Linked DNA regions of Homo sapiens: region 1 is linked to region 2. A link is an interaction called in ENCODE POLR2A ChIA-PET data of the cell type or tissue named here. Cell type or tissue: Panc1. All regions are shown on one strand. Links, peaks and the distances in the headings refer to the core of each region. The heading gives the core; the rest is flanking DNA. Region 1 holds the start of PRAP1 (proline rich acidic protein 1). Region 2 holds the start of SPRN (shadow of prion protein).

Region 1 (15,920 bases), core at 4,671-12,670, 83 kb before region 2:
GATGGACAGATGGATGGCGGGGGCGGGGGTGCAGGCTCTCAGTCGAAAGTCCACGGAAGCTCGGCTGGAGGTCACGTCACAGACTCGCTTCCGCATGCGCCCCCCCCAACCATGGAATGCTGCGTCACGCTGGGGGGTGCGCGCAGGTGGGCTTGTGCGGGCCGGGCACCAGCGCGTGTGACTGCGGATCTGAGGGTCCCGCCCAGCCCCCGCGGGCGCCACCGCAGCCTCCCGCCCCTGGCGCTGCAGGGGGCTGTGGCTGCCCCGCTTATTAAAAGGCAGCTGCACTGCGGGGTCGGCGCAGCCCCTCGGAGGGGAGTGGGCGCGCAGCTGCTCCCGCTTCCAGCCCAGCCACCTGTGGCCCCGCACCCGAGCCTGCTGCAGGTGGTTCCGGAGCCGCGCCCCTCCCGGCCTCCTGGCCACCTCTTGCCTGTCACGCAGACGCCCCCATCAAGCCCACCGCCCACCCCCAACCCCCGTGCGGGCAGCGGCTCCTCGGTGCTCTGGTCCGACGCCCCTTCTGTCGCCCTCCCCACCCCGCCTCCGGCGGACAGAGCTGGGCGGGAGCTGGGACTGGTACCCCCTCCCCACCTCGGAGACACCCTTAACTCCAGGCTGCGATCCTCGTGCCGGGGCCCCGCCGTCACGGGAAGCCTGGAGACCACCGCCCTCGGGTCCGCGGGGTCGGACTGGCCTGGGGCAGCCAGAGGAGGCCCGAGGGAGGAGGGCGGCCGTGCAGCGCGCCCTGCACACTCGCACCCGCACACGCGCCTCGCACACACGCACTCACACCCTCATCCGCACGCGCGCCACGCACAAGCGCACTCGCGAGCACACGCACCTCGCACACACACCCGCACACGCGCCTCGCACCCCCGCACCCCTTCGGGCCCCCCGCCCACATTCTGCAAGAAATGTGGAAATAGCTCACAGGCGGCTCCACTGGCAGCTGCTGCAGGACGCGGTCGGGGAGGACGACGATGCGGATGTGGATGCGGAGGATGCGGTTCCAGACGCTTCGCGGCCGGGCGGGGCGGGGGCTGCAGCTGCGAGACCGAGGCTGTGGTCGCCATGGAAACGCGGCTAGAGGCGGGGCCTCGACTCTGGTCCCGCACCCTCTACCCCCACCCACCGCCCCGGCTAGGGAGCCGCGCATGCGCCCCTCAGACCCTGCTCGGGCCTCACCACACACCTCATACACACACCTGATGCACACACACCTGACACATCCCCAGAAACCACACCTCGAACACCAGACACATCCAAACACACACCTCACACACATCCCAGACACACACCTCACACAAACACCCCCCACACACACACCTCACAAACACCCCAAACACCTGACACACACACACCCCAGAATCACACATCTCGAACACCAGACACATCCAAACACACCCCAGACACACACACCCCAGACACACACCCAACACACACCCGACACACACACCACACACACCTCACACACACCCCAGACACACACACACCTGACACACCCGACACACCCCCAGAATCACACACCTCAAACACCACATTCAAACACACACCTCACACACACCCGACACACACCTGACACACACGTGACACACACACCTGACACACCCCCAGAAACATACACCTGACACACACCTCACACACACCCAACAACACATATACCTGATACACACCCCAGGCACACATTTGACACACACACCCCACACACCTGACACACATACCCCAGAAACACCTCAAACAACAGATACATCCAAACACACACCTCACACACACCTGACACACACACCCTAGTAATACACACATCAAATACCAGACATCCAAACACACATCTCACACACACCTCAGACACACACACAGCTGACACACACCTGACAGCCCCCAGAAACACACATTTCAAACACCAGACACATCCAGACACACACCTCACACACACCCCAGACACACACACACCTGAGACACACCCCACACACCTAACCCGCACCCCACACACCTGACCCACACCCCAGAAACACACATCTGACACACACCCCAGACACACACACCTGACACTCTCCCCAGAAACACCTCAAACACCAAATACATCTAAACACACAATTCACACACACCCCAGATATACCTCACACACACACCCCAGACATACCTCACACACACACACCTGACACCCCAGAAACACACCTCACACACCAGACACACCCACACATCTCACATACACGACACGCACCTGACACCCACCCCAGAAACACACATCTCACACACCAGACACCCAAACACACCTCACACACACCCCTGACACACACCCCACACCTGACACACACACCTGACCCACACCCCAGAAACACACACCTTAAACAGCAGAAACACCCAAACACACCCCCCCACACACCTGACACACCTGATGCCCATCTGACACATACCCCAGAAACACACCAGACACACCCAAACACACTCACCTCAAACACATCCCTGACACACACACACCACACACCTGACATACACACACCTGACCCACACCCCAGACACACACCTGACACACACCCCAGAAATACACACCTCACACACCAGACACACCCAAACACACACCTCACACACGCCACACACCCCTCAGACAGACGCCTCACACACCAGCCATACACACATCACATACACCTCTCACACACACCCCCAACACACACCTCACACACACCTCACACACGCTCTTGACCCATACAGTTCACACACCAGACACACCCAAACACACACACCTCACACACCCAAGACACACCCACACACGCCCCAACACACACCTGACACCAGTCACCCAGGAAACACGCTTCACACACACCACACACCCAGACACACACCGCAAACACCACACAACGACACATACACCCAAACACCCCAGACACACATACCTCACATCAGACACCACATACCCAACACACCTCACATATACCCTAGACACACCAGAAACACACACCTACCAAACACACACACACCAGACACACCCCCTGCAGACCTGACACACCCACACCTGACACACACCTCACACACCAAAACACCCTAGACACACATCCCAAACACTGGACACACACCTCACACACACACACTAGACACACCCCCATACACACCTTACAGACACACCAGACACACGCCACACACACCTCACACCACACACCTGACACATACATGATACACACCCGACACACAGACACACCCTGGACTCATACCCCGGATGCGCACCACACACCCCCCCCAGACACACCTCACAAATGCACCCCACATACTGCTTACACACCAGACACACCTGACATGCACACCCCAAACACCTCACACATCCCAGACACACACAACTCACACACATGCCTGACACATACACCAGATACACACCCCAGACACACACATCCCATGCACACCTCACACATGCATCAGACACACACAACCCAGATACACACCTCACAAACGCACCACACACCCCCAGATCTACACACCTGACACAACCCTCACACACCTAACACACACCCTCACACACCTAACACACACACCTCACACAAACACTCCACATACCTCAGGCACACACACCCCAGACACACACATGCTCGAAACACGCACCTCCCATGCACATACACCCTCACACACCTCACGCACACACCAGCCACACATGCCTGACATATACTCGACACACACATCCCTTACACACTCCAGACACACACGCCTGACATACAACTCACACACACTTCACACATGCACACCTGACACATGTATCCCTGACCTGCACACACACCCTTCACACATACACCCTAGACACACCCTGGATCCACCCACTCTTGACACACACCCTAGACACTGACAACCCCACACACAAACCCTTGACACACACCCCAGACACCTCCAAACACCCCTCACACATATATCCCAGATGCACACACACCCCTACACACCTCAGGCACACACACTCCTGACACATGCACCCCATGCACCCTCCCACACAGGTGGCACACATTCCTCACACACACCTGACACACACCTGACTCAGACACACCTGTCACCCCAGCAGACACCTGACACACTCAAAACACCTCTCACACCTGACACACATCACGCAAACATTTCACTTACCTCACACACCTGACAGCCCTCACGCACACCTCACACACACCTGACATACACATGTGACACACACACATCTCACACATACACACCCTCACGCACACGCACACACGCTCGCCGCCTCACTGTGCAGGGGCAGGTGCCCTGGCCAGCTCAACCCTGGCTGCTCCTTGGTCTGGGGCCCCCCCCAGAGTCTCCAGGTGGACCTTGGGTGGATGCTCAGACTCCCCCGTCCCCTCCGCCTTTGTGCTGGGTCAGACCCAGCTGGGTTTGGCTCTCACTCACCCTGAGGATGGCCCTGGCGCCCGCATGGTGCCCAGCACACAGAAGGCGCTCCATAGGCATTTGCCTGAGTGCGGCTCCCAGCTGTGGGTGGTCAGCAATGACAGGAGCATGCGTTGGTGATGCCTTCGTTTTCATTGCTAAACCGTAACCCATTGTTCCCGCTGTTAACTCATGGACATGCCGCGTTTCATCCACGCTGAACGGTAACCCGTTGTTACTACTGTCTTTTTGTTTTGTTTTGTTTTGTTTTTTTGAGACGGAGTCTCGGTCTGTCGCCCAGGCTGGAGGGCAGTGGCGCAATCTTGGCTCACTGCAAGCCCTGCCTCCCGGGTTCGAGCCATTCTCCTGCCTCAGCCTCCCGAGTAGCTGGGACTACAGGCGCCCGCCACCAAGCCCGGCTAAATTATTTTTTGTATTTTTAGTAGAGACGGGGTTTCACCATGTTAGCCAGGATGGTCTCGATCTCCTGACCTCGTGATCCGCCTGCCTCGGCCTCCCAAAGTGCTGAGATTACAGGCGTGAGCCACTGCGCCCGACCTGTTTTGTTTTAGTTTAGTTTTGTTTTTTTAAGAGGAGTTTTGCTCTTGTTGCCCAGGCTGGAGGGCAATGGAACGTTCTCGGCTCACCGCAACCTCTGCCTCCGGGGTTCAAGCGATTCTCCTGCCTGAGCCTCCTGAGTAGCTGAGATTATAGGCGTGTGCCACCACGCCTAGCTAATTTTTGTATTTTTAGTAGAGACAGGGTTTCACCATATTGGCCAGGCTGGTCTCAAACTCCTGACCTCAGGTGATCCGCCTGCCTTGGCCTCCCAAAGTGCTGTGATTACAGGCGTGAGCCACCACGCCCGGCCATTATTGCTGTTAACCCATGGATTCTCCAGGTTTCATCCATTCATCCGTATGAACTGTTTCCAGTTTGTCAGCTGTTTATAATGTTGTGGTGAACATTCTTATCACAACCTTGGTGGACGTGTGCTTTTCTTTCTCTTGGGTAGTTACTGAAGAGTGGAATTGCCAAATTTGATGGAAAGTTGACATTTAACTTTGAAAGAAAATGCTAAAATGTGTTTTTCCAAAGTGGCCGTACCATGTGACATTCCCACCAGCAGTATAGGAGGGTTCCAGTTTCTCCACATCCTCACCACCTCTTGATTTTTTTTTTTTTTTGAGACAGTCTCCCTCTGGCCAGGCTGGAGTACAGTGGCACGATCTTGGCTCATTGCAACCTCCACCTCCCGGGTTCAAACGATTCTCCTGCCTCAGGCACCCAAGTAGCTGGGACTATAGGCTCATGCCACCACGCCTGGCTAATTTTTGTATTTTTAGTAAAGATGGGGTTTCACCATGTTGGCCAGGATGGTCTCAACCCGCCTCGGCCTCCTAAAGTGCTGGGATGACAGGCGTGAGCCACCGTGCCCAGCAACCAACTCTTGATCCTTGATTTTGTCTTTTTTATACTAGCCATCTGTCTTAGCTGAGGCTGCCATAACAAATTGCCAGAGACTGGGCAGCTTCAACAATGGAAATTCATGTTCTCACAGCGATGGAGGCTGACGTCTGAGACGGAGCTGTCGGCAGGGTTGGAGCTGTTGGCAGGGTTGGCTCCTCCTGAGGCTGCTCCCTGGGTTTGTGGGTGGCCACACCTCCCCGTGTCCTTACATGGTCTTCCCTTTGGCGTATCTGTGTGTTCTCATCTCTTCTTATAAGGACACCAGTCCTGTTGAATTAGGGTCCACCCTAATAACCTTGCTTTACCTTACTTACATCTTTAAAAACCCATCTCCAAATATCGTCATATTCTGAGGGGTTAGGACATCAATGTATGAATTTAGAGGGGACACAGCCCATAACACCGTCCTATAGGAGTGTAGCTGTGGCTTGAGTCCACGTCGCCCTAGTGACAAGTGGTGCTGAACATCTTCTCAGGGTGGAGTCACCATTTGTAAATCATCTATGGTGAAATGTCTGTGCAAATGTTTTGAATATTTTTCAGTTGGGTTGTTTGTCTTTTTATTGTTGAGTTGTAAGAGTTCTTTTTATATTCTGGGTATAAGTCCTTTTCTTTCTTTTTTTTAGTTTTATTATTATTTTTTTGAGATGGAGTCTCACTCTGTCAACCAGGCTGGAGTGCAGTGGTGCAGTCTCATCTCACTGCAACCTCCGCCTCCCGGGTTCAAGCGATTCTCCTGCCTCAGCCTCCCTAGTAGCTGGGACTATAGGCGCCTGCCACCACACCCAGCCAATTTTTGTATTCTTAGTAGAAACGGGGTTTCGCTATTTTGGCCAGGGTGGTCTCGAACTCCTGACCGCGAGTGATCCTCCCGCCTCGGCTTCCCAAAGCGCTGGAATTACAGGCGTGAGCCACTGCACCTGGCCCTTTATTTTTAATTTTTAAAAAGTTTTAATTATTATGGGTACATAATAGGTATATATATCCATGGGGTACACGGATGCCATATGTAATGATCAAACCAGGATAATTGGGGTATCCATAACCCCAAGATTGTATCATTTCTTTGTGCTAACATTCTAATTCCACTCTTTTTTGTTAATTTAAAATATACAACAGGCTAGTCACAGTGGCTCATGCCTGTGGTCCCAGCACTTTGGGAGGCCTGAGTGGGAGGATTGCTTGAGCCCAGGAGTTCGAGACGAGCCTGGGGACCTCGTCTCATTTTACTAAAGACTAGATGTTTTAGATAATATATTGCAAACATTTTGAGTTCTGATATTTTCTCCCAAGGGTTGTTGTTGCTGTTTTGTTGAAATCTGTGGACTTTGTTTCCCCTGTAGCACGTGGCCTGGTGTCTCCGCCCAGTTTTTTAAGCCTATCTTCCTTGAGTCACACTGGGTTGTGTGGTTGGAGGCTGTGCTCAGGCCGCGGGACCCACTCTGCTGGTGCCTCAAGGGTGGGCTGGGGGCCACGCTCTGTGTGGATGCAGTTTTTAAGGTGCCCGACCTTTACTTCCCACCGGCTGTCTCCCGTCTCCTGAGTGTGAATGCACAGACTTGTGTTGGGCCAGAGGAATGGGGAGGTCAGCTGGGACTGTGTGGGAACCTGGGGAGGCTCCCTGTGCCTTTCTCATTCCAGACCTGATCACCCCATTCAAGTTCGGGCTGGCCTGCCAATCACTGCTCATAATCCCCTTGGGGACCCCAGTTCCCTGAGCCACTGGCCTTCTGCTGCCTCCCCCGTGGAGCCACTCGGCCACTGAGGGGTGGGTGGGAGTGTAGCTGCCCAACAGGCTCATTCTGCTTGCTGCCCAGAGAGAGCCGATTTATCAGGGCAGAGAGAAACTGCAACACGGAAAGTTTAATTCACGCGGAGCCGGCTGAACGGGAGGCTGGAGCTTTATCACTACTCAAATTTTAAAGGATAATTTGGTGGGTAGGGGTTGGGAAGCAGGGAGTGCTGATCGGTTGGGTTGCAGATGAAATCACAGGGAGTCGAATCTGTCCTCTTGTGCTGAGTCACTTCCTGAGTGGGGGCCACAAGACCAGGTGAGCCAGTTCATGGATCTGGGTGGCACCAGCTGTTCCACCAAGTTCAGAGTCCGAAAAATGTCTCGAGCACCAATCTTAGGATTTACAATAGTGATGTTTTCCCTAAGAATAATTGGGGAGGCTTAGAATCTTGTGGCCTCCAGCTGCCTGACTCCTTTTTTTTTTTTTTTTTTTTTTTTTGAGACGGAGTCTCGCTCTGTCACCCAGGCTGGAGTGCAATGGCGTGATCTCTGCTCACTGCAAGCTCCGCCTCCCAGGTTCAGGCCATTCTCCTGCCTCAGCCTCCCGAATAGCTGGGACTACAGGCGCCTGCAACCACGTCCGGCTAATTTTTTGTATTTTTAGTAGAGACGGGGTTTCACCATGTTAGCCAGGATGGTCTTGATCTCCTGACCTCGTGATCCGCCTGCCTCGGCCTCCCAAAGTGCTGGGATTACAGGCGTGAGCCACCGCGCCCGGTCCTGCCTGACACCTAAAACATAATTTCTTTTTTATTTTTCATGAAAGCCACTGACTTTCTTGATCTAAAAAACTTTACAAGGACAGTGACTGTTCTGCCAAAAAAGGAGCCAAATAGTATCAAATGGACTGAAAGTGAGGGTGGAGGTGAGGGACGGGGCCAGGAATCCATTCAGGAAAGCTGGTAACTGTCACCAGGGAAAGTGAAAAAGGAAGGGGGAGACATGCAAGAGTGAGAGTCCAAAAAAGTTGAAATGGTTAGGGGAGAAAACTCCCAAAAGACCCAGAGTGCGTCAGACGTGAGTATGACAATAGCAATCTTCTCCTTTGTAGAGGACAGGGGAGGAGTCCCGACTCGGCTACAAACTCTGGGTGAGGGCTGGGGATTGAGAGCTTCCTGGAGAGCATCACAAGAAGGCATCGCATGCTCTCGAAGGCATCCGAAGTCCCGGGACTGCTTGGTGTTGGCACCACGAGTCCTTTGGCCATTCCCGGAACAGGTCTTCATCTTTCCTCAGCACCAGAAACTGGCCAAGGACAACATAGGCCTTGTCAAAGCCCCTTTCCTCCAGCTTCTTGCCCAGGACTTCACCAATCCTGGCCAGGCTCCCCACTAGCTTTTCCCCCATGGGCTCTGCCCTGAAGTCTCGGTGCTTTTGGGAGGTTGGCATCTTGATCAGGCTTAATCGGCAACTTCAGTTCCCGTAACGGTTCCTCCCGCCACCCGGCCGCTCCGGCCGATACCTCAAGCCACTAGAAGTTTCCTAAACCATAATTTCTAATCTTGTGACTAATTTGTTAGTTTTACAAAGGCAGTCTGGTCCCCAGGCAAGAAGGGGGTTTGTTCAGGAAGGGGCTGTTTTCATCTTTGTTTCAACATTAAACTATAAACTAAGATCCTCCCAAAGTTGGTGTGACCTACACCCAGGAATGAACAAGGACAGGTTGGAGGTTAGAAGCAAGGTGGAGTCGGTTAGGTCAGATTCACTATCAGGTTTTCGCAAAGGTGGTTTCAGGAGCAGCCCCAGGCAAGAAGGCCAGAGGAACATCTGTTCTCACCCAAGCCCAGCGGCTTCTTCGGGTGACCCCTCCTCAATAGCTCAGACGCTGTGGGTCACGTTGGAAATTCCTGAGTTGGCCTTTCTTGAGGGCCCTCACTCCACCCCCTTGGAAGCACGGCCTCCAATTGTGTCTGAACATGCAGCTTCGGGAGAACCATACCCTGCAGGCCGGCGGTCTCAGAGCCCCCAACAGTAGCTGCCCGCTGGGGGTTGTCGAGGAAAAGAGTGAAACCCTGTAAAATACTTGGAGAGTGATTCTGAGCCAAATATGAGTGACGGAAGGCCCATGATGCCGTCCCAGGAGATCCTGAGAACATGTGTGGCCCGAGAGGGTTGGGGTGCAGCTGGTTTGATACATGTTCGGGACACGAGACATCACTCAGTACGTGGGAGATGTACATGGGTTTGGTCCAGAAAGGCGGCGGGTGTCCAGGTCATTGGTGGATTCAGTAATTTTCCAATTGACAATTGGTCAAAAGAGTTAAGTTATTATCTAAAGACCTAGAATCAATAGAAGGGAAAGTCAGGGTTAAGATAAGGTGTTGTGGAGACCAAGTATATGCAGATAGAATCAATAAAAGGGACTATTTCTTGTCAGAGTCTGTTCTATTAGTCTTAAGGTCTCTGTTTTAATGTTAATGCTGGTCAGTTTTGCCTGAATTCCAAAAGGAGGCGGGTACAATGAGGCCTGTCTGACCCCCACTTCCCATTATGGCCTGAACTAGTTTTCAGGTTAACCGTGGAATGCCCTGGGCTTAGGGAGGGTCCATCAGTCGGGTGGGGTCAGGCGGAGATTGGAATTGTGTTTTTGTTTTACAGGGTGTGCCAGGGACGGCTAAAGAAGGTGGTCAGGGCCGGGCGCAGTGGCTCATGCCTGTAATCCCAGCACTTTGGGAGCCCGAGGCAGGCGGATCACTTAGGTCAGGAGTTCGAGACCAGCCTGGGCAACATGGCGAAACCTCGTTTCTATTAAATATACAAAAATTAGCTGGGCGTGTTGGTGCACACCTGTAGTCCCATCTACTCAGGAGGCTGAGGCGGGAGAATCACTGGAACCCAGGAGGCGGAGGTTGCAGTGAGCTGAGATCGCGCCACTGCACTCCAGCCTGGGTGACAGAGTGAGACTGTCTCAAAAAAAATAAAATAAAAAAGGCAATGAGGGCACTGGGCCCCGTGGAGCGGGCCCTGGCCACACAGCGTGCAAGACTCCTCAGGCTGGTGTGCCCAGTAAGGAAGGACAGGAGGGAGCGCCTGGAAGGGGTGGGGAAGGTGGTGGCGTTGGGGGTGAGGGTTCCACGGTGGTGGAGCTGAGCTGGTCCCGCCCTGCCGCAGGTGGTGGGCAGGGGCAGGTGTGACAGGCAGGTGGGCTGGGGCTGGATGGGGGATTTGTCACGCCCACCTGAGGAAGGAAGTGCTTCAGCTGAGCTGGGGACAGCTGCCCACGACACCCTTCCAAGTTGCCTTGGTTGTGAGCACGGTTCAGCCTTCATGACAAGCAGGTTTTTTTTTTTTGGTGTTGTTTTGTTTTGTTTTGTTTTTTGACTGAGTTTCGCTCTTTGTTGCCCAGGCTGGACTGCAGTGGCGCAATCTCGGCTCACTGCAACCTCCGCCTCCCAGGTTCAAGCAATTCTCCTGCCTCAGCCTCCTGAGTAGCTGGAATGACAGGAGCCCACCACCACGCCCACTTAATTTTTTTTATTTTTAGTAGAGACGGAGTTTCACTATGTTGGCCAGGCTGGTCTCAATCCCCTGACTTCAGGCAATCCACCTGCCTCAGCCTCCCAAAGTGCTGGGATTACAGGTGTGAGCCACCGCGCCCGGTCAACAAGCATGTTTTTAAAGGCAAATTTCTTCCTCAGTCGTGTGGCAGGCCCTGAGCAGGCAGCTGGGTGTCCCCGCTCAGATCCAGGCCCGAGTGGGCTGGGCGGCTGCAGAGCCAGTCACCTGAGCTACCCAGGGTGGGATCCCTGGCCCCGACCTCTGTCCTGACACGCCCCAAGCGGCAGCAACAAAGCCCCAATTGGCCTGGGCCTGGGCAGGAGGAGCTGGGCCGGGTGCCAGATACTGGGATCAGCCACTGCAGCTCCCTGAGCACTCTCTACAGAGACGCGGACCCCAGACATGAGGAGGTAATGCCACCATCCCTGAGCCCCAATCCCCACCCCACCCAAACCTGGAGGCCTGGCCCTTAGCCAGAGGGGGCCCAGCTGTGCTGCGCTCCAGGGGGCCTGGTTCAGGGGAGTGTGCGGGTGGGAGGGAGAAGGAGGGGCCCTCTGAGGGTCTGGGGTCTGCCACCAGGCTCTACCTCCTCTGTGGCCCCGAGTGCACTTGCCTCTTGGTTCCCCTGGCCTGGTGGAGAATCACCCAGGGACCCCCACCCGGAACAAGGAAAGGGGAGGTGCCAGGCTGAAACCAGCAGGCCTGTGACTGCCCAAAAGGAAGGGGGCTGGGGGAGGGGAGGGGCTGGGGCGCAGGAGCCAGGGGCTGCCCTGAGGTGGTGTCACCCTGGGAGCTGTGATCTGGAGCTCAGGGAAGCACCCGGGCTCCCGCTGGACCCTGGAATCAGAGGCTGCCTTCCTTCTGTGGGGGTGTCTGTCTTCCCCCTCCTTGTGTGGGGGACCCCTCTCCCCGCTCCTGTGGAGGTGCCCTCCTCCTCTTCCCCCTCCTCTAAGCCAGGGCCCTCCCTGCCCCTCCTCTCCTGGTGTTTCTCCCTTGTAGAGAGGTGGCTTCTGGGTAGCTTGGGGACCCTTTGGTGCCCAGAGCCGTTTGCCTGGAGAGGGGACCCACGGGGATCCCACAGCCAGGCTGCTTGGCAGTCACCACCGACCACCTTTCTAGGGGCTACCGTGACCCGAATCCCAGGCCCCCAGGCTGTGTGTCATGGGAGGTGGGCACCAGGGGTGGCCCAGGCAGCACGGCAGTGGGATTGGGGTCCAGTGCCCAGACAAGAGCCCCTGCCCAGCATCAGAACCAGCTGGGGGTCCTGAGGAGAAGCAGGGCCCCCGAACCAGACCAGACCAGGTCCCGGCCCCGGGCTGTCCGGGGCATCCCCCCTGCCCTTTGACCTCTCACCATGGCTGAGTCACCCAGAGAACGGGCAAAGGTCCCTGTGGAGCTGCAATCCAGGCCTGCAGGGTGTCCCAGACACTGATTCTTCTGCCTCAGCAGGAGTAGCTGCGATTACAGGTGTGTGCCACCACCCCCAGCTAAGTTTTGTTTTTTTTTTTTTGAGACAGAGTGTCTCGCTCTGTCGCCCAGGCTGGAGGGACTGCAGTGGCGCCATCTTGGCTCATTGAAACCTCCACCTCCCAGGTTCAAGTGATTCTCCTGCCTCAGCCTCCCAAGTAGCTGGGATTACAGGCACCTGCCACCACGCCTGGCTAATTTTTTTTTTTTTTTTTTTGTATTTTTAGTAGAGACAAGTTTTCACCATATTGGCCAGGCTGGTTTCGAATGCCTAACCTCAAGTGATCTGTTGCCTCAGCCTCCCAAAGTGCTGGGATTACAGGCGTGAGTCACCGTGCCCAGGCAGTTTCATATTTTTAGTAGAGACGGAGTTTTGCCATGTTGGCCAGGCTGGTCTCAAACTCCTGACCTCAGGTGATCTGCCCACCTCAGCCTCCCAAAGTGCTGGGATTATGGGTGTGAACCACTGCGCCTGCCCCAGACACCCTTGACTGCAGCCCTGCTGAGCCCTGTACAGACCCAGAGCCCCGCCCCACCCCAAGACCACCCCACCCTGACAGACGCAAGCCTCCCCCGCAGGGCCCTGAAGAGACAAGTCTGCACCACATCACACACGCACGCACACACAGACACACTCCCAAACCCTCACACTCTACACACCACACACGCATGCACACAGCACACACCCACCCCCAAACCCTTACGCTCCACCCCACACACAACATACATACACATCCAACACATACATGCACACACAGCACACACACACACCCAAGCCCACACACTCCACACCACACACAACATACACACACATCCACCACACACAAACACACATAACATACACACACAGCACACGCACCCCCGAACTCACACACTCCGCACCACACACAACATACACATGCACCACACACTGAAGCACACAGTGCACACACACCCGAACACGACACCACCCACAGCATACATGCACACCCACCATGCACATGGTCCACACCCACAAAACACACATGCACAGACAACATATGCACACCCCCCACCACATACACAAACACACACATCCCGTGTCCGAACTGACCTGACACCCTGCCTGCCTGCCTAATAGTGCTGCCATTCACCCCTGAGCCCCCCAGCCGTGGCCCCGCAGCTCTGGGACACAGCAGGTGCCCTGCCTGCAGCAGCGTGCAGCCTCAGGGCTCTGTGGGCGTGGGGCTGTGGGCCCTCGCTGCTCCATACCCACCCATACCCACACCCATGTGCAAGTGTGTTCATGTGTGTCCCCACGTGGAGGGCGGCACAGAGGCATGGCAGAACCTCTGGAGTTTCCAAGCCAACCACCAGTGCCTGCCACAGTGGGGTCTGCCCAGACTGTGAGGAGCAGAGTCTGGGGCTGGGGCTGTGGGCTCTGGCCTGAGGGGGGCTGGAGGCAGGTGGGCCTGGGGCTTCTCCCTGTTCTGTGCCTGCGTGTCTTGGCCCATGTGAGCACAGTCCAGTAAAACTACCTGCGCTCCCAAGGAGGAACCCAGCCCAGGCCTCCCAGCTGCCCATCAGGGTGCTGCCTGGAGTTCAGGGCGTCCCCTTCCCCTACCTCACACTTCCCTCTCTGGCCCCCCCTCAGGCTCCTCCTGGTCACCAGCCTGGTGGTTGTGCTGCTGTGGGAGGCAGGTGCAGTCCCAGCACCCAAGGTAGGTGTGAGCCCCTCCCATCTGGGCAGCAACTCCAGTTGTCACCTTCTGCCCCTACAGCAGGGGATGTGGACAAAGGGCCCCTCTTCTGGCTTCAAACCCCAAGCTGGCTTAGGGGAGAGAGGCATGGGTACGCTCATGACTCTTGATGCCTGTGCAGGCATGAGGAGGGGGCAGGCTTCCCTTCCCTGGGGTCAGATGGACAGGCCTCAAGACACCCAGGTGGTCCTAGGTGGATGATGTGGGTCCAGATGAGCCCACATGACCCCAGGTGGACGAGGTGGGTCCAGATGAGCCCCCGTGACCCCAGGTGGAGGAGGTGGGCCCGGATGACACCCACGTGGTCCCAAGTGGAACAGGTGATCCCAGATGAACCCATGTGACCCAGGTGGAGGAGGGCCCGGATGACACCCCTTGATACTCACCTGGGCCTTGAAGGCCAGAGGTGACTCCATGTGCTAGTGGCTCAGCTGCACTGTCTGTGCTGACAGTGGTGTCCTCAGCCGGGACTATGCCTGGGGACGGGCCCTGTTCCCTGGCCCATGTCAAGGCCACACAGTCTTGCACACCTGGGATGGATCGGGAGGAAGGAGGCCCACGCCTTCCTTGACTGGAGACGCAGGAGCATGGGCACAGCCCCCCCACGGTGCTGGTCCTCCCCTGGAGCCACTGGTCCTCCCCTGGGGTCACCTGCTTTGCTCTCCTGTCTGTCCTTTGCCCCACTGAGGATGGCTGGGCTCAGAGCAGCTGACAACTAAGGTTGGCTGGGCTCAGAGCAGCTGACAACTAAGGTTAGCTGGGCTCAGAGCGGCTGACCGCGTTCTCTCGGCACCAGCCAGGAAGGGGTGGTGCAGACACAGACCCAACCAGTCACTGCAGAAAACAGCCAGTGCATTGACGGCCAGGGTTGGGAGTGCTAGGTCAGGGATACGGTGCCAGGTTACATCCCAGTCCTGTGCTGCCCCAGACCCGGCCAGAATTCCAGGCCAGCTGGTCATCTGGGCACAGGCCGGCAACCTCAATCCCGGCTTGCAATCCCAACACCCGAGAGTGGCTTGCCCACTAGAGACGCTCGAGCTGTGCTGAGCTGGCCCTGCCCCCACCCCCTGCAGCCACCTCCACCCCATGCAGCCCCAGGTGGGCCTCGGAGCAACCTCTCCCCAGGTGTCCTCCACCCGCGTGGACTGTGGCCCAGCCCACACCTGTGACTCTCCCCCAGGTCCCTATCAAGATGCAAGTCAAACACTGGCCCTCAGAGCAGGACCCAGAGAAGTAAGTCCCCCCAACCCCACCTCCCCACCACCCATTCCCTGAAGCTACAGCCCGTTCTGCTGGGCCCTTCCTGAACCTGGAGAGCACGGGGCAGATGCAGAGAGGAGCCCTGTCCAGCAGCTTTTGGAAGGAGGGGGCACTCCAGCCTCATGGGCATCTGTCAACAGCGCCCCATGCAGGGAGAAGAGAGCACAGCCGGAGGGCTTGGGGCTCCACGGTGTCTCCCTACTCAGCTTCCCCACAGCCTCCAGGGCAGCTTGTGCTCCACGGCTGGTGGCTGTAGCTGGGGCGGCTCAGTCTTGGATCCTGAGGTTCCCCACATCCTTGCCCTTGGGACACTGCTCAACCAAGGCTCTGACCACTGCTCCCCACGCAGCCACCCAGGGACG
Region 2 (11,210 bases), core at 1-8,000:
CCTCACGCGCACCCTCGAGGCCCCGCGCGCACCCCCGCGGACCCCTCCCCGGGCACTGCCCCGCGCACCTCCGCGGCCGCCCTTGGCTGCGCCGCTGTCGCAGAGGAAGGCGGCCGCCAGTAGCAGAGCCCAGCACGTTGCGGGTGCCCAGTTCATCTTCGTGGGGCTAAACCTGCGGGAAGAGAGGGAAAGGGCCCTTAGTTTCCATGGAGATCGGGTGCCCAGGGGCGGAGGGCTCAAGGCTGGAGAGCAGAGGGACCCCCATCTTTTGTGGGATCAGGGTGCCCCCAGCATCTTGGAGGCCCACTGAGGCCTGGGGGGGCGCGGTTTAACCTCTAGCATCAGGGACTTAGGCCTGGGGGAGGCGCTGGGAAGTGGCAGGTGGGGCAGGAGGGTTCTGCACCTGAAGGTTGTGCACCTGGATTGGGGGTGTAGAAGCGGGGCAGGAGCGTTCAGGCCTCTGGGGGCGTCCAGGCCCGGGCGGGGGAGCAAGCCTGGGGGAGGGAGCTCTGCACGCGTTGCTGGGATGTGGGGGGCGGGGGGAGGCGGCATGGGGGGAGGGGCGTTGTGTTTGGAGGACGCGGTAGCCGGGACCAAGAGCTGGCTCAGATCAGGGTCTGGAACGGGGACGGGCCGTGCCTGGGCCTGGTCCCCACCTTTGGGGCCAAAGCCTGGGTGCGGGCCTTGCGGATGCTGCGGAGGACAAGCGGCTGCTGACATCGTGCGGACTCCGCCCCAGCAGACCCGTGCCCCAGGGGCAGTCCCTCCCGCGCGCGCCCGGCGCTCAATGCCGTCCCCGGCCGCCTAGTTCAGCAGCTGGCTGGGGGCGGGACGGGGTCGAGTTGCGGGGCCGCGTCCAGACACGGCTGTGCGGGCGACAGCTGCATCCCCTCCCCGCGCCGCCCCTCGCTCCCGGCCCCGTACCCGCCCCAGCCTCCCGGCCTTACCCGCCACGGGCCTCGGTTGGAACCGCGCGCTGGAGTATCCGTCCCTGAGGCCGCGGCCGAGCGGGAAGGAGCGGGCGGGCGGCGGCGCGGACCCTCAGCCGGAGCGCGGAGCCGCGGCGCCTGGGTTTTGCGCGAGGCCTCCGCCCTGGGATTGGGGCGGGCAGTCGCGGAGGCGCATCCCTGGTGAGCCGGTGGGAGGGGAAAAGGATGTCGCGTCCCCCATCCTTGCGGCCTCCCGTCCTCCGTCACCAGCCCCCTCCGTCTCCTGCATCACAAGGCCCCGTCCCCGCGGTCCCCCGCGACCCCCGCACCCGGCCCCGCTCCACCCGCCGTGCTTCCTGCCCCTCCACACCCTCGTCCCCACCCGGGCCCATCCCCCTGTGAGCCCTGGTGCCCTGGGATGAGGGCCGAGGTCCTGAGCGGAGAGGGTGCTTGTACCAGCCCCATGGTGGCTCGAGCCCACCCCGCGGCCCCTCCCGTGGCAGGTGCGGTTTCTCCACCGGTTGTCAGCTGCGGGGCCGGGCGGAGACCTCCTCAACCTCCGGCCTTGTTTCAGGGAGGATGGGGTCGACCCTTGCGATCCCCAGAGGCCCCCCATGGCTCCTCCTGGGCTGGCTGTCTTCCTCCTGTGGGTTCTGATGCCACCTGGGCCGACGGCGTCTTCTCAGCCCAGGGCGGCCGCGCCTCCGGTGAGTTTCAGCTGAGGGCGCACGGCCAGCTCCGAGCCTGGCTCCGGGTGCAGCACCGGCCTGGGACCTCTGCTGTCCCGCGTAGGGGTGCCCTGCAAATATGTGATGAATAAGTGAAGAAATACGTTCTATCTTCTAACTTGCCGGATGTTAGAAGGAAACCAAGCTTATGCTTCTCATTTATAGCTACCGTTAAGGATTGGACAGAAGCTTAGCTTTTTGGGTGAGACGGACAACAGTGTTTTTAGAACCTTTGGCAAGGAAGAGCTGGAAAGAACATGTATTTGAAAGTGACTGACAGGTCTTCTGGCCCTAGGGGGCCACCTGAGCAGGTGCACCCAGCTTCCCTCCAAGACAGAAAATAAATTAAGAAGGAGAGCAGGAAGGGCCCCGGCAGACTCCAGACGGGAGGGGGTGCTGCCCATCAGGCAGAAGGAGCTTGGAAGGGAGGGGCCGTGGCCATGGGACGTGGAGGTGGGAGCGGGGGTCATCATAGGTCTGCACACTCGGGTTGAGTCCCCCTTCCCCATCACACACAGGACAGCCAGCAGTGAGCTGCTTACCCCAAGGAGTCAAGGGGGTTCTTGGGCAACCCCTGGTGCTGGAGCCGGCAGTGGACAGCACCGCAGCCAGACCTTGCTTATTTTTGGCTCATGAGGAACATCTGTGACCGTTCCCTCCCCTGGCCCTGGGAGGGGATGTGTGACCTCCACTCAAGACAGCCATGCGGCTCCTCCGGCTGCGGGCGGGGAGGGCATGTTTCCCAGCACAGGCCCAGGACTGCCAGCTGAGAGGCTGGGAGGGGCCCCTCACCCCTAGACTTTGCATGTGAAGCCAAGCGTGGAGCCTCACAGGGAATCTGAGATGGGAGCCAGTGAGATGGGGGCAGGACCCAGAGGGGAGAAGAGGTCCTGGGGATGCTGTGGATCTGGATCCAGCGTGCGGGAGCTGAGGTTCCGGAGTGAAACACTGCCTTTCATGGAAGCACGTCTTCCTGTCACCCATCGGCTTCATTTTAAAGGATGAAAATGTATCAGACATTCAAGGAGAGCTGCATCACATAAAAGAAAGACCAGGCAAAGAAACGGAAAATAAATGGATTGAGAAATGTGAATGACTCCAATCATTCCAATCATTGGAATGAATGGATTGGATAAAACTCCAATCCATAGACTCAGATTAGGGAGATATATTTATATAATAAGAACAGGAAACTGTGAAGATGAAATAAGACAAAAAAGACACTTTTGAGATTAAAAAATTACTGCAAAAAAAAAAAACCAACAGAAGGATGGAATTGTATATTTAAGGAAATGTTTCTGGCAAAAAGGCAGCAAATATGAAAGAAAAGGGGATAGACCCAGGGGATCCATTTTGGGCTCTAACATCTAACAGTTGTTCCAAGGCCGAGAACACAGAATGGGAAAAGGAAGGGGGAGGCGGTGCTCCAGCTGATTTTATGATTCCAGAAGCCTTCTATCTTAAGATGTATAGGATGTATCTTAGGGTGTATAAGAGAAGCGCAAGAGAAACATTTAGGCTGTTTTATGTTTGAGTAGAGACATGAAAGTTTTAAATAAAGCAGCAGCACAATGAGTCCAGCGGCACATCAGAAAGCAAATCACCATGATCAGGTCAGGTTCAGGGTGGTTTTATGTCATGATATATGTCAGTGTGCTTTACCTATTAGTGGACCAAAGGCAAAAAATACGGTTTTCTACAGAGAAAGACAAAGCATTTGATTTCAATCAACATTCGTTTGTGGTGAAACATGTTGAGAAAACTCATCATAGAAGTGAAATGTTTTCTTTGATAAAGGCTAATCTCAGAAGACATACGTAGTGGAGAGCTTTTAAATGTATTTTTAAAAATACGAACCAATGAGAAGATTGCCTACTTTCACCGCTTCTGTTTAACACAGCATTGGCAGAGCTGCCACCAAGAAGAACACAGCACGTTGAAGGCACGGTGGCTCCTGAAGCTGCAGCCCTGAGACCTGATTGTACCATGGAAGGTGGGGTGGCTCCTGCAGCTGTAGCCCTGAGACCTGATTCCACCACAAGTGCTGCAGCTGGCAGAGGCCACAGGACATAGGCATAGCTGGTGAAACCTGCAACTGAGGGTGTCGGGGGCTCCTGGGAGAGCCTCCGTCCCCCCTAAGGAGAGGGGCTGCGTAGAACCTGTGTGCTATTGTCCTTTCCCCCTTTTTCCTGCTGGGAGTGGGACTTGGTGCCAAGGGTGGCTCCTGCCATCGGAAGACCCCAGGATGCTGGGTCAGCGGCTAGGCGGGTGGAGGGTGGGGTTGTCCCCGGCACACAGCGGTGCTGCTCTGCCACTCTGCACTGCTGGGTGTCTCACATCTCATCCCTGTATTAAGCAGGTACTCCCTAGACTTGCAGCCAGATGTATACCTTAGATTTAAAAGATGGTAGAATTTCTCTACCAGAACAAAAAATAGCTTTAAAAAATATAAGATAAAAAGCCATTCATAGTCTGGCACGATGGCTCATGCCTGTAATCCTAGCACTTTGGGAGGCCGAGTCGGGCAGATCACCTGAGGCCAGGAGTTCGAGACCAGACTGGTCAAAATGGTGAAACCCCGTCTCTACTAAAATTACAAAAATTAGCTAGTCATGGTGGTACATGCCTGTAATCCTAGCTACACGGGAGGCTGAGGCACGAGAATCACTTGAACCCAGGAGGTGGAGGTTGCAGTGAGCTGAGATTGCGCCACTGCACTCCAGCCTGGGTGACAGAGCAAGACTCCTCCTCCAAAAAAAAAAAAAAAAAAAAAGCCATTCACCACAGTCCGCAATGTAAAAGACCTCTATGAAGAACATCCTAAAGTTATTAAAGAATATAAAAGAAAATCTGCATAAATGGAGGATGCACAGGATATTGTGAAGGTGACAGTTCACCACAAATTGATCCATAAATTTAATGAAATTACAATAAAAATCTTTACATAATTTTTAAAAGACTCTGTTATGAGCTGAACCGTGTCTCCCTCAAATTCATGCATTGAAGTCCCAACCCCTAATACTGTGGGGGTGGGTGCATTTGGAAATAGGACCTTAAAGAGGTGACTAAGGTTAAATGAGGTGAGGTGAGCTTGATGTCGTTAACAAGAGCAACTCAGGACCCAGACACCCACTGTGGGATGGCCCTGTGAAGACATAGGGAGAAGATGGTGTCTACAAGCCAAGAAGAGAGGCTGCAGAAGAAACCAACCCTGCCAAACTGTGAGAAAACAAATTTCTGTTGTTTAAGCCACCCTGTCTGTGGCACTTTGTTATGGTAGTAACAAAATAGCACAGAGCCCAAAAGTTTCTAAAGTCTATATGGAAAAATAAAGGCCTAAAATAACTATTAATAAAATAATTTTGAAAAAGAAGATCAAAGAAGAGTAACTCACCATGTCATATTAAGACATAAAAAGCCATAGTAATAAAACAACCCAGTCTTGGCAAGGATTAGACAGAGACCAACACAAGAGAACAAGGATACCATTAAGAAACTCATGTAGGAGCCTGTCCACGTCTACAGGAATAAAACAAGATTGAGAATTTTAGTAGAGAATGGGAAACTAAAAGGACAAAAAGGAAAGTCTAGAATCAAAAAATACATTTTAAAACACAGAAGATTAGACATGGCTAGAGAGAGAATTAGTAACCTGAAAGATCAGAAAATATCCAGAAAAAAAAAAGCATGCAGAATAGGATGTTAGGAGGCAGAGGGTACACTATAGAAAGGCCTGACATGCCATGTAATATTAGAACCAATGGAAGAAGAGAATGAGGTAGATGTAATATTTAAGGAAATAATCACCAATAAGTTCCAAAAACTGATGAAAGAAATTAAATCATGAATTCTAGAGGCATTACAAACTCCAAGTGCAATAAATCAAAAAAAAAAAAAAAAAAAAAAAAAAAAAAAAGGCATACCTAGGTAAGACAGCTGTAAACCAAACAACTTCCAGAAGCGGGAAACTCAAATTACCTGCAAAAGAGTAAAAGTAAGACTGGCAGCTGACTTCTCAACAGAAAGAGGCAGTGGGTGACAAAGCAGAAATGCAGTTTGTCAAGTCCCTGTCCCAGCGTCACAGAGCTGACTGTGAAGGGTGGTTAGAAGCTAAGAGGCAGCAGATTAATAATTGGCATGGATAAAAAATAGATACCATGCAAATACTAACTAAAAGGAAGCCAGTGTAGCTGTATTAATGCCAGACAAAGTAGACTTTATACTTAAAGGTTGAGGTAAAAGCACTACTAGGGACAAAGAGTAATGCCTCTTAGTGATGAAAGGTAAATTTACCAAGATGATAAAACATTTCTAAATCTGTATGCACTTCATGACATAACCTCACAATATACAAAACAAAAATAGTAAGAAAGGAGATTTAGAGTGAAAACTCATTGACATAAATTTAAAACACAAATACCACGCATCTGTTGAGTACCTCTCTCTCCAAGGACACATGCTGAATGCATCACACTGGGTGGCTGTGATGAGGGAGGTGGGATTGGGGCATGGAAAAACTGAAATCAAGTGAGAGATACCTCCCCACAACCAGGTGCCGCAGCCCAATAGGAAGAGACGTGCTCGGTCAACTTAGTTTCTGCCCTCAAGCACCAGAGAGAAAAGGCAGAGAAAACAGGTAAGGGCATGTTGTCTATTCATTAGACCCATGGAGTTTTCAATAAAAGGACACAAAATGACATTCCTGTTTCTGAGGAAAGGGGACACCTGTGTGTTTGGTGGTGCTGCCTGGATGTGCCAGAGCCCTTTGCTCACCTGGCCTCAGGCTCTGCTCTGAGAAGCTGGGACCTCATGGCAAGGAGACCATCCCTCTGGGCCTGCAGGACTGGGCAGAGTGGCTGGCCTCCATAGCAGCTGTTCATCCGAGAGGGTCAGGGGAGAGGCCGTGAGAGGGGGCTTCTTGTGAGCTCCAGGCCCAGCTTCTCCTGGGCTGGAGGCTCCTAGCTGCTGTGGCAAGGAGCTGTCCTGGCAGTGCTGAGGCCCAGGTCTGGCATCTCTGCCCCTCCACTGCTCAAGGAGATGCTTGCCTGTGGCCACTCTGTGCTCTTGGCAACTCTGGGTGATATGGGCGAGGGCAGGACTTGCTGACTGCCCTGGTGGGAGAGGGCTGTGGCTGCCTTGGGTGGTCACCAGTGTCTGTGAGCACAGAGAAGGAGGAAGAGGGATTGGGCAGCTCTCCCTCCTGCAGCTCTAAAGGGGAAGGGCCTGGAGGAGTTTGGCCAGGGCCTCCCTGATGTTGCAGTTCCCAGGCAGTAGATGATGGGTTTGAGCAGAGGGATCCCAACCAAGTAGACCCCTGACACCAGCTTGATGAGGTTAGAGGAGCCGCCACCCCAGGTGGGAGGCATAGGTGGGGAAGGCCTTTAGCTGCTGGGCCTTTCTGGAATCCTCAGCGATCTGGCCAGGATGTGGGTGTAGGAGACCGTGGTTGCCTGCAGGGAAGCCGCAAGGATCACCTGGGCTGCCTGAGTCCGCATTTCTATGGTAGTGGTGCTGGAGCAAGAGAGCCCTAGCGGGGGTGGGATATCACAGAAGTGGTTGAGGACATCGGGGCTGCGGAGCCTCAGGCTGGAGTTGAGAGCCGTGGACACAAAGGAGGCTGGGAAGCTGCTGAGCTGGGCGCTGATGGCCAGGTGCAGGCAGAGCCAGCTGCATGGAGTCCATGATGGGCTGGGTAGTGCAGCAGGTGGCAGATGACCGGGTGCCAGTCACAGTCCATGTTGGCCGGGAGGATGCACTCAGAGGAGCTGAGTGAGAGGAAGAGGAGCAGCCAGGTGAGGTGCCCCGAGAAGGAGATAGATGGTCGTCGCTCGTGCTGGGAGTCCGGCCAACAGCTTTGGGACGGTGACCGAGGTGTACAGGGTCTCCAGCACCGAGAGTTTGGCCAGGAAGAGGTGTGTGGATATGTGCAGGTGGTGGCTGGCTCTGATGGTCCCCACGACAGCCAGGTCCTCTAGGATGGTCACCACATAGATGATGAGGAGTGACCAAATAGCAGCCCTTGAAGATGGCGCAGCTCTGGGAAGCTCAGAAAGACAAACTCTGTCACCACAGTATTGCTGGAATTGTATGTGGCCCTCCTGGTCAGGCAGCTCTGGGAAGCCCAGAAAGACAAACTCTGTCACCACAGTATTGCTGGAATTGTACGTGGCCCTCCTGGTCAGGCAGCTCTGGGAAGCCCAGAAAGACAAACTCTGTCACCACAGTATTGCTGGAATTGTACGTGGCCCTCCTGGTCAGGCAGCTCTGGGAAGCCCAGAAAGACAAACTCTGTCACCACAGTATTGCTGGAATTGTACGTGGCCCTCCTGGTCAGGCAGCTCTGGGAAGCTCAGAAAGACAAACTCTGTCACCACAGTATTGCTGGAATTGTACGTGGCCCTCCTGGTCAGGCAGCTCTGGGAAGCCCAGAAAGACAAACTCTGTCACCACAGTATTGCTGGAATTGTACGTGGCCCTCCTGGTCAGGCAGCTCTGGGAAGCTCAGAAAGACAAACTCTGTCACCACAGTATTGCTGGAATTGTACGTGGCCCTCCTGGTCAGGCAGCTCTGGGAAGCTCAGAAAGACAAACTCTGTCACCACAGTATTGCTGGAATTGTACGTGGCCCTCCTGGTCAGGCAGCTCTGGGAAGCTCAGAAAGACAAACTCTGTCACCACAGTATTGCTGGAATTGTACGTGGCCCTCCTGGTCAGGCAGCTCTGGGAAGCTCAGAAAGACAAACTCTGTCACCACAGTATTGCTGGAATTGTACGTGGCCCTCCTGGTCAGGCAAGTCACTTCTCAGCACTCCAGAACAGTGGGGAGACTAGGCTGTGGTGTGTGATGGGGTCACAGCCCTGCTCCACTGGTGAGAGCTAGGTAAGAGCACTGTAAGCCCTCCTGGGATCTTAGGGCAGGGGCTCAGGCTCACAGACTGTCCCACCATGCACCTTTGGGACCTGCTGCAATACTTATCTGTCATCCCCACCTCTCAGCCCAACATGCCCACTTACCCAGAGCTAACGCCTGGCCAAGGGGCCTTGGGACCTGTACACACTCATATGATCAGGTATACCCCCTCTTACACTTATACGCCCTGAGGTGCATAATCTTCCCTGCCCCAACACACAGGTACGTGGCCAGGTGCACACATATACACTCAGTGCACGTCCCTCCCCAGCTGCACACACACCCTGGTGCACACACATGCACCCAAGTGCACACCCCCAGATGTACACACAGCGCAAGGGAAGACCCATTCTGCCTGGCGTGCCTTCTCGGGGCTGTGTGCCTTGGGGCCCTTCCTGGACCTCAACCCTGCTGGCCCCCAGGGGCCAGGGGCACCCTGTACGGGTGAACAAAGCTTCCAGGGGTTTTGCAGAGGGGAGGGAGGCTCCTCCCCACCTTTTAGGTCCTGACATCTTTATCTTGTACTTTCTGAGCCAGCAAAGGGGCGGACGAGGGAAGGGCGGGAGCTGTCCACTCAGAGCCTCCAATGGGTCTGTGTGGCGTGGGGTTCTGGTTCCTGGACTTGCCTGCAGTTGGGTGTCTGAGGGCAGGATGGGGGTTGGAGGGTGAGCTGGGACAGTGGTGGGAGAAGGAGCTCCGCAGGCCTGTGCAGCAGCTCCTCTGGGAGGTCCCCGCCCCTCTCGGGGGATGTAAGCCCCAGACCCCTACCTCGCACTCTGCCTCTGGGTCTGTCTGCGCCTGGGCAGCGGCCGGGTCCCCGTGGACAAGTGGAATTCCTGGGTGACCCTTGACCCAGCCTTCTACCACCCCTCCCTCACCGGCGCTCGGGGGTCTGAGCTGGCGGCTGCTCCAGGCCCACCTGGTGAGGCGACTTCAGAGACCCCTACCCATGGCGGGGGCGAGGACGGAGTGCTGGGGGGCGCCACTGGCCAGCCTCAGGAGATGCATGGGCCCCGCCCTGGGTGCAGCGTGGGCGGCTGCGGGGAGGGGCTGGGCCGACGAAGGCTCAGCGCTGAGGACCCTCTGCAGCGCCCCCGTCCACCCCGCCCCAGTCCCACAGCACCCCGGGCGACGTGGACCAGCCAGCGAGGCACCTTGGGGCTCAGGGCTGGGGCCCTGGGTGCATCCGCGCAGCCTCCCCCAGGTCTTCGCGTGGAGACCAAGGTCACGGCGGGCCCCGCCTCCCTCGCAGGTGCGTCTCCCCCGGCCCCGCCTCTACCTGCCTCCGCTGGTGTTTCTTATTCGGTTCCTTTGTGACCTTGCCCTCCCCACCCCCTATCTGCTCCCCATCCTGGAAGTCTCTCATTGCAAATTTTCACTCCGATGGGACTGCCAGAGCGATTTGTAAAGTGCTCTGCAGGCCCATGGAGGGACCCGCTGAGCTGGGAGGCCTCCCCACGCTCTGCTCAGCCGCAAATAGAGCTTTCCATGCAAACTTCCCTCCCGGTGCCCTCACCCCGGGGACACCAACCTGGGACAGGTCGCAGACTCGAGGCCCTTCCCTTGAGGGTGGGGGCTGCTGAATGCTACCCAGTAGGCTGCCTTTGGAACACCCATTTCATTTATTTTTCGATGCATGGCATTTATTCATCTATTTATAAAATAATACAAAGAGCACATGAACCTCCCCTCAGCACAGGACATAGACAATTACTAACCCCTGAGCGTATCTCCTCCCCTCTCCCACCCTCAGAGACCATTCGTTGGGATTCTCTGGCTGCTTTCTTGAAAGCACGTTGATGACCCGAAACACGGGGCTTTGTTGGATTCAAGCTTCATAACCCAGAGCCCCGGGCTGTGCGCTGTCCTCTAGGTCTTGCTCTTTCATGTCAAGACTCTCCCTCTTCTCAGCAGCTGCACTCCACTCAGTCGGACACCTGTGTAATATTCCATGGTGTGACTACACCGCAAGTCATAACACATTCTTTGTTCACGGACACTTGGAACGATCCCCAGTCCTCTGTTCTTGCGAATGGCACTGGATGACATTCCTGTGCCTGGTTCCTGGTTGTCATGTGTGAATATTTCTCTTGTAATCCACCCGTAAGAATGGGAATGCTGAGGTCAAACTTTACTCAAAACCTCCTAAGAAAATACCAGATTCTTTTCCCAGTGTGGCTGTACTGCTCCACAGCTACTATGGCTCTCCCACCCTCTCCAGCAGGTGGTCTCGTGGAATTCTCAGTCTTGGCCACTTTAATGGGTGAGAAGCAGCGTCTCATTGTGTTGGTGACTCGTATTTTCCTGCTTGTCCCACAGATTTGGTATCAATGTGTGTTTCTGCTTCTGTGTGTCTTTTGTACATTTCTCCCAACGGGGTCATCTTTTAGTTATTGATTTGTAGGAATTCTTTAGCCCTTTCTAAATTTCTCTGTGGAGGCACAGTTTACACAGTAATGCGCTTAGTGTTGAGGTGATGGGTTTTGATAAATGTGTGTGTGTGCCTGGAACCCAGACGCATCAGGATGCCAACTTCCGTCACCCCACAGACATCCTGCATACCCTTTCCCACTTTATCCCTGACTCTCAACCTTGAGGCAACCACTGCTGAGATTCTTTCCTTCATAGGTTTTGTTCATTCTA

The links. Peaks named below come from ENCODE experiments on the same cell type or tissue, not always from the same donor. Only the 100,000 strongest peaks of a DNase experiment are listed, where the experiment ranks them.
Region 1: POLR2A ChIA-PET joins it to region 2 with 11 read pairs; 4 of 35 experiments call an interaction of 5 or more read pairs at or near these places.

What each region holds. Positions count from the first base shown.
Region 1 is chr10:133,335,903-133,351,822 of GRCh38, forward strand. ZNF511-PRAP1 (ZNF511-PRAP1 readthrough) reads left to right here. Exons shown (of 9, transcript NM_001396060.1): 6 at 14,193-14,259; 7 at 15,479-15,531. PRAP1 (proline rich acidic protein 1) reads left to right here and starts at 11,471. Exons shown (of 5, transcript NM_145202.5): 1 at 11,471-11,523; 2 at 14,193-14,259; 3 at 15,479-15,531. The coding sequence starts at 11,516. It overlaps CALY (calcyon neuron specific vesicular protein), which reads right to left and starts at 994. Exons shown (of 6, transcript NM_015722.4): 1 at 932-994. It also overlaps the pseudogene BANF1P2. RefSeq lists enhancers at 10,837-11,496, 11,497-12,156, 12,157-12,816. In Panc1, for the core only: no CTCF peak of the experiment used is centred there; no DNase peak of the experiment used is centred there.
Region 2 is chr10:133,423,526-133,434,735 of GRCh38, forward strand. SPRN (shadow of prion protein) reads right to left here and starts at 1,100. Exons shown (of 2, transcript NM_001391974.1): 1 at 948-1,100; 2 at 1-172. The coding sequence starts at 156. LOC124902564 (a long non-coding RNA gene) reads left to right here and starts at 1,045. Exons shown (of 2, transcript XR_007062397.1): 1 at 1,045-1,636; 2 at 6,210-6,356. It also overlaps the pseudogene OR6L2P. RefSeq lists enhancers at 1-97, 916-1,423. In Panc1, for the core only: no CTCF peak of the experiment used is centred there; no DNase peak of the experiment used is centred there; H3K4me3 peaks cover 243 bases.